2 separate regions of the Homo sapiens genome follow, and region 2 is linked to region 1. A link is an interaction called in ENCODE POLR2A ChIA-PET data of the cell type or tissue named here. Cell type or tissue: A673. All regions are shown on one strand.

The links. Peaks named below come from ENCODE experiments on the same cell type or tissue, not always from the same donor. Only the 100,000 strongest peaks of a DNase experiment are listed, where the experiment ranks them.
Region 2: POLR2A ChIA-PET joins it to region 1 with 5 read pairs; 2 of 35 experiments call an interaction of 5 or more read pairs at or near these places.

What each region holds. Positions count from the first base shown.
Region 1 is chr3:78,970,666-78,974,665 of GRCh38, forward strand. All of the region lies in intron 3 of ROBO1 (roundabout guidance receptor 1), which reads right to left. Among named protein-coding and RNA genes, the nearest start is that of MIR3923, 540 kb to the right of the region's middle. In A673, no CTCF peak of the experiment used is centred here; no DNase peak of the experiment used is centred here; H3K4me3 peaks cover 894 bases; H3K27ac peaks cover 1,387 bases.
Region 2 is chr3:78,888,603-78,892,602 of GRCh38, forward strand. The region is part of intron 4 of ROBO1 (roundabout guidance receptor 1); the gene reads right to left. Among named protein-coding and RNA genes, the nearest start is that of MIR3923, 620 kb to the right of the region's middle. In A673, no CTCF peak of the experiment used is centred here; no DNase peak of the experiment used is centred here; H3K27ac peaks cover 376 bases.

The DNA of each region.
Region 1 (4,000 bases):
AAAATGACAAAAAAATCTTTGCAGAGGTAATAAGGAAATCATCTTCCAGAACAATTATAATTTATCCCATTTAATTCACAAGAAATGGATGCTTTTATCATCCCATTTACCATAGGGATATGGGTAATAATACAGTCAAGTGACTCACCCAAGTTTATTCAGTCAGTTAGTAATAGGGCTACGATTTCAATCTAGGTCATTTGATAGCAAAGCTCTTCTCACCATAGTTGATATCTCTGAGTGTTTATTGTTAGTATAGATTGCAAAAAAAAAAAAAGTCACTGTATCCTCATATGTGGCAACAACAGAATTAAGAGTACAAAGAATATACACATACAATACTAGAATACACATATGACAGTGTACTAGAATACACAAAAGCAGTTTCTTAGATTTGGTTCAGAGTAGAATCACTGGGGAAATTCCTATTAAAAATGTCCAGGGGCCAGCTGTGGGTGGCTCATGCCCATAATCCCAGCACTTTGGGAGGCTGAGGTAGGTGGATTGCTTGAGGTCAGGAGTTTGAGACCAACCTGGCCAACATTGTGAAACCTTCTCTAAAAAAATACAAAAATGAGCCAGGCATGGTGGTGGGCATCTGTAGTCCCAGTTACTCGGGAGGCTGAGGCAGGAGGATCACCTAAGCCCGGGAGGCGGAGGTTGCAGACAGCCAAGACTGTGCCACTGCACTGCACTCCAGCCTGGGTGTCCTAGCAAGACCCTGTCTCAAAAAAAGAAGTGTCCAGGACTCAACCCAGGGATTCTGATTTGGTAGGTCTAAAGTGTGGCTCCAACTATGTTCATTCACCAGACTATAACCTAAAAAAATGACTGAGAACTGCTGATACACAGAAAAGGAGGTCTTGCTACAGGAAAATGGGTTACCCTCAAAAGAATAAAATGGGTAAAGTGGCCAGGCCAACCATACTGCTCAACCCAGGAACCCTGATATACCTCTAACCTGCCTAACACAAAACCAAAACGTTTAGAGATCTAATGGACAAATAAAAGAGCTTCTATGCAATAGTATGAGTTAGATAAAAAATCAAATACTTTGTACTGACATCTTTTAAATATTTTTTTTGTTGTTGTTGTTGTTGTTTGTTTGTTTGTTTGTTTTGACAGAGTCTTGCACTGTCACCCAAGTTGGAGTGCACTGGTGCCATCTTGGCTCACTACAACCTTCGCCTCCTGGGCTCAAGCAATTTTCCTGCCTCAATCTCCAGAGCAGCTGGGATTACAGGCGCCCGCCACCATGCCCACTTAATATTTTTGTATTTTTAGTAGAGAGGTGGTTTCACTATGTTGGCCAGGCTGGTCTCGAACTCCTGACCTTGTGATCTGCCCACCTCGGCCTCCCAAAGTGCTGGGATTACAGGCGTGAGCCGCCGCGCCCGGCCTTAAATCTTTTAAAATATCTCAAAAGTTAATTAAACACATTCCTTATAAATAGTCATAACAAGGAACATAGCCATTGGTCATATGAGTTAATTCTCACACAGATGACTACAGTCCACAGTGTAATTTTATAAATTCCTTTTACTTCTTGCATGAACAAAGGGCTTAGTTTGAGTATTTTCCAAGAAGTGTCAAAGGCAAACCTTTGAAGGTCTATTAAACAAACAGGACAGTTCTTTCAACATCTGTGCTTTGAAAACCAGGTCAACGCTACATAGTATAATCATAACATCATACCTTTCACAAACATGAAAAATGGATCCACGGATTTACCTTAAAATAGCTCTAGAATTTTTCATTTTGAGAATTTGATGATATAATATTATGACAATGATATTACAATTTGAAAACAAACAATGTACACAACTCTGGTCAGGGCTGTACTAACTAGAGTTGTATTATAAGCTCACTAACATATAAAGAAATTAGACAGTGGGTGGCATTCCTAATTCCATTCATGATTCGTTTTCTTTCATGGATTGGTTTAAAAGATTATTAAAATCATTCATTCCCCCTCATTGTTAAGGGACAAATAGAAATTTTCTTCAGCTACATATAAACTTCCCATGGTGGCAATTTTTTGGTGATAGTGGGAAAGTCCTTGGCCTGTACACCCTTCCTCTGTTTTTCAGATATCAGGTTCCATTCCTCGATCACAGTGGTAAGCAAAGGCCTCAGGCTGGTGATACCAATTACTGGTACCAGAATACACAGATGACTAATGTTGGGGAAACTGGAATCCTTCCTGGGATTTTCCTACCTGGAGCTGGCAGGGGAAAGCTATTAGATTGTGAGATGCCAAGCATCATGTTTGCTCTTGCACAGAAAAAAGATTTGTCTGTAAAGTAGAAAAATAAAACAACCACACAAAAAGAAGCAGAGAAAAGAGAACCAGAGCACACTGATGGCACTCAGTCATTAGTTTCACTTGGCTTTTAAGTCTGATCCTGCCAATGCATTTTCTATGGCTTGAGCAAATGAGTCAATGAGTTTTTGCTGTCTTGTTGTTACTCCGTGAGTTTCTTTTGCTTGCAATGAAATAGTCATAATATACTAATTTCCCTATTAATTCCAGCTTTTCCTCCCTTGGACTGTGTCACCATGGAAAACTTGCTAGAAATTTTATGTTATCACTCCTCCACTTCTCCATTGCCTTCAAGGCTCTCTTTATCTCCTTGTCTTCCATTAAGCCTTGTTAGACCAATATCATCCATGTCCCCTTTGTACTGAAAAAAAGACCTATCTTCTTATCTATGACTAATACTCAATTATATACCTTTCATATATATATATATATGAAGCTATATATATATAGAAGCTATACAAGAAGCTATATATATAAGAAGCTATATATATATTATATATATAAGAAGCTATATATATATTATATATATAAGAAGCTATATATAATATATATAAGAATATATATAAGAAGCTATACATATATGAAGCTATATATATATATATATATATATAGCTTCTTAGGTTAATAACAGCTTGAAGGTAAACTTTTTTGCAATCACCACAGATTACTATATACTTCCAAGCATACAAGGCAATTAAATAAATTCTGGCATACTTTTCATATTTTTCAGTGAGAACTGAGGAAGTAATGTTAGCTAAAAATTTAATTTATTCAGATGAAAAAGGTTACATAAATATCGCATATTTATCATATATCGGTTCTCTGAATTGTTCTAAAGTTTTTATTCTAAACAATAATGTCTGAGGTGGACATGTAGTACAGTCACATTAAGTTTCTTAGAGAATTATTTTCAAAACTCTTGAGTGTGTATCATATTTTCCTTACAAATACGTAATCAGCATTGTACAACTTTGGTCTAGCAGAAAGTTATAAGACTGAGTAGATGAGCTACCAAAATGAAACTGTTAAGTATTCACCAAATCAAAAGCATTTTTCTTAAAGCAAAATATTCTTCCTGTTTTAATTTCAAAAAAAAACATCATTAGCGAATAATTTTTAAACCAACTTATACCTAAATTACTTATCTTCAAATATTACAGGCATCCTGTATTATATTTGCATCATGGGCCAATATAACAATTTCTATTAGTGTACAAATAAAGTCCATGGTACTCATTTCTCTTGAAATACAACATTAAATGAATATGTTTCAACAATGTCAAAGAGGGAGAGAGAACGAAAGGGAAATTCCAGTGATTCAGAACTTTAGACTTAGGAAATTAAAAAAAAGAAGAAGAAAAAAAAGGACACTTTTCTTGATGGAATGTGTTTCAATTGAAAACCGAATCAAAACTCATGGTAGCGGCTGTGGATTCTTTAGACAGATGGTGTCAACAGACCAGTCGATTAGTCAGCTTGGCAATAGAAGGATAGATAGTTTTACGAAATGCCACCAAACTCAATATACGAAAAAAAGAAAGAGGCATGAATTTGTACTCTGATACTTGATCCTGGTTACTGCATGGTTTGTAAAATAGGCTACTCTTGTCACCAGCAGTTTAGAGTTTCCTCGTTAGATTTTCATAGAAATGGTTCTCAGAACACAAAGCCAAATCC
Region 2 (4,000 bases), 82 kb before region 1:
AACGATTATAGAAGTCCTTTCTCTACCTTAAAACAGTAGTTCTTTACATTTCATAAAACCCTCTGGGTTGCTTTTTTGTCTTGACTTCAAAGAGATATATAAGCTTAGATCAAGTTTGCAGTGGTATACTGCATGATGAGAAATGAGTCCTGGCTCTGTTTCAGGTCATGGTGATCCAACCTCCAAAAATACTAAAAACTGTGTAAGTCTTATAAAAATTCCCTCTAGTAGCTGTAAAATAGCTAGCTATTACATTAAGATTGATTTAAGATATATGAGTCATTTGAAAAACTAACTGTTCACCTTTGGTTGGATGTTTTTGTATGTCATACTGAATATAAACAGAATGTAAACAATGGGTCCTCTAAAAAGTACAATACTACAGTTCTCTTTTAGACAAGATGATGCCTTCTGTAGAAAGATACACTCTCTTAAAGGCAATACAGAGAGCAGGTTTCAAAGAACATGATCTTACCTTCATAGATGCTGCAATTTCAAGAGTGAAACTATTAGGACACATTAAGAAGTGATCATAAATGAATTCAATATGAAAATAAAATGTGTTGATGCTTTGGTAAAATATTGTTGTTGTTTCCTTGTTCTATAGTTATATTAAGCAATTTTCCCCAATATATGTTCATACATGTTTAAAAAATGAAGGATGAGCCAGGACAGCACAGTTTCTCACATATGCCAGAGGAACATGTCAGGGGAACCCTAGAGGCTACAAACATTCCTTCTTTTCAAATTAAATTACATTTGCAAGTTTACTGTACACAGAATCCTAAAATTAAACTAAATCCACCAACTTGACTTTTTTAGAGAGCCGTAAGTAGGAAGAAAGCACACATGTGCGTAAGGGTACACTCATAGAAACGTGATTTTCATTAGCATAGACACAGTCTTACAGTGATTGATGCACACATGATGTTTCTTCCTAGTTAGGCAGAAATGCTAGAAGTCAGCAATTTGGTGGAAACAGAGACTGCCATGTGTATTGCCAGTTGGGCAGCTTGACAATATGGGGTTTTGATTCCTGCTTGTGAACTATGTGTTCCTAACAGCACAAGCCTCATTTGGGTGGAAGGAATATAGAAAATAACTCCAAGAAAAAAAAAAAAAAAAACGAGTGGGGAAAGTCAGTCAGTAAAAAAGGATATATTTAGAAGTACGTGAAACTTAAAAATTAACAATTATAATACAGGATCCAAAAGACACTAGACTGGAAGAAATAAATTTTTGATAAAAATACAACTTTCCAAATTAATGATACTAAGACAATACTCGCCGTTGCTCTTCCATCTCCCTGGCTCCCTCAATTCTGTCAAATTGTACTCAAATGTCACTCTCTCAGCGAGGCCTGCCCTGACTCTTCTAAACTGGGACCTCTCTGTCTCTATCCCACTGCACTCCCTATGCCCTCTTACTCCTTGACTTTCCTCCGTAGAGCTCATTACCATCAAACATGGCATATATTTTGCTTAAGCTCTTAATAGCCATCTTTTTCCCATTACAGTATAAGATTTGTAAGGACAGGAGTATTTTCAGGTGTGTTCACTGCTGTATACTCAGGATTCAGAAATTTCATGGCCAGACTAGGTATTCAATAACCATGTATAAATAAAGAATTCTGCTACAGACTGAATGTTTGTGTCCCTCCAAAATACATAAGATAAAGTCCTAATCCTCAATGTGATGGTAGGTGGAAGTGAGTCCTTTGAGAGATAATTGGGGACAGGGTTAATCCCCTTATAAAAGAGAAAGAGAAGTGATTTCTCTCTCTGCTTGTATGCACCAAAGGAAGGTGAGGACATAACCAGGAAGAGGGCCATCATCAAGAATCTGACCACGCTGGAACCCGACTTCTAGACTTCAGAACCTTGAGAAGTAAACGTTGGTTGTTTAAGCTGCCCAGTCTATGACAATTTGTTATAGGAGCCCAAACTGATCAGCACAAACTCTCACTGGTGAAAATGGTAAACTGGGAAATAGCAAAAGGATATTTTTTTGTCCATTAAGACATACTTTGAACTTACTTTTTTAGTTGTATTTTTAATTATCGGAATACTTTACATGTTGAATACATTTATATTAAAGATGGTTATGTTCCTGTGCAATCTAAATAAGTGGCTTCATTTCGTGTTTTTATTTGTTTATTGACTTAATTTATTTAATTAGAGCTAGGATCTCACTATGTCACCCAGACTGGAGTGCTATAGCACAATCATAACTCACTGCAGTCTTGACCTCCTAGGCTCAAGTGATCCCCGTGCCTCAGCCTCCAGAGTAGCTAAGATTACAGGTGTGTACCACCACGCCCAACTAATGTTTTTTTAGACATGGAGTCTTGTTATGTTGCTCAGGCTGGCCTCAAGCAAGTCCTCCATCTCAGCCTTCCGATCTTTCCTTTTTTATATTAAAACAGTAATTTCCACCCTGAGAAATAAAGTTTTATTACACAAGAATGTTAGGAGAAAACAAGGCAGGGACAGGTTGACACAACTATAAAGAATGAGTCAAAGAGATGTGATTACATTACAGTTTCAGTAAGGTCTGAGTAGCTTAAATTAGACCACCCCACCTGCAAGTAATGATTATATACAATGGAAAAAATACAAAAACTCTTAGAAGGCACTGGAGAGTGACTAAAAACAATAGGCAAAAGAAATGGAGAGGCTACAACCTTCGGAGAAGGAAAATCTTGGACAGACATTTCGCAAAAGATATAAGAATGGCCAATACGCACATTTAAAAAAAATTCAACATCATGAAGCATCATGGAAACACAAATTAAACCACGGTGAGAGATATCTCATATCCACTCAACTGCCTAAAGTAAAAAAGAATGATGACACCATGGATGGCAAAAATAGAAACAACCCTCTTCCACTGCTGGTAGAAATGGTACAATCACTTTGGAAAACTGTCTGGCTGGTCTTTTATAAAGCTAAACATATACTTAAGACACGAGTTAGCAATTCCACTCAAAACTACCCAAAAGAAATAAAAACATATGTCCATAAAAATGCTTGTATGATAATGTGTTAGCAACATATTCATAATAGCTGAAACTGAAAATAATCCAAGTGTCCGTTCGTACAAGAATGAATAAACAAATTGTGATATATTCATACACATAGAATTCCACTCAGCAATAAAAAATGAATGAACTATTGATGTGTGTAAACTCATAGATGAATTTCAAAACGTGTTAAGTCAAAGAAGCCACATCAAAATAGCATAAACTAGTGATCACATTCATATGAAGCTAAAGAAAAGGCAAAACTAATCTGCTGTGATAGATGTCTAAACAGTGGTTGCCTCTCAAGATAGGGATTGACTGGAAAAACTAATGAGGAAATTTTGGAATGATGGACATGTTCTATTTCTTGACTTGTGGTTACACGGGTTTGTGAGTATATTCACCAATAGTCATTGGATTAGATACTCCATTGTATGTAAATTTTACCTCAATAAAAAATGCGGGCCGTGCACGCCTGTAATCCCAGCACTTTGAGAGGCTGAGGCAGGCAGATCGCTTGAGCTCAGGAGTTTGAGACCACCCTGGGCAACATGGCAAAACCCTGTCTCTACAAAAAATACAAAAATTAGCATTAGATTCTCATAGAAGTGCAAACCCTATTGTGAAGTGCACATGTGAGGGACTTAGGTTGCATCCTCCTTGTGAGAATCTAATTTTCCCACCCCATCTGTGGAAAAGTTGTCTTTCATGAAACTGGTCCCTGATGCCAAAAAGGTTGGGGACCTCCGGGTTAGAGCACGGACTCTGGAAGAAATACCTGGTGTGAAAAGCCCAGCCCTGATTGGCCAGATTATCACCTTGGGCAAGTGATGTAATCACTGTAAGCAGCATCTGAAATGGAAATAATATATGCTGCATTGTGATGTGTAGAGTAATTGTAGGGATCTTTACAAAGTGTTTAGCACAGTGAGTGTTAAGAGTAATAATAGCTCAAGAAGTGTTTATCATCATCATCAT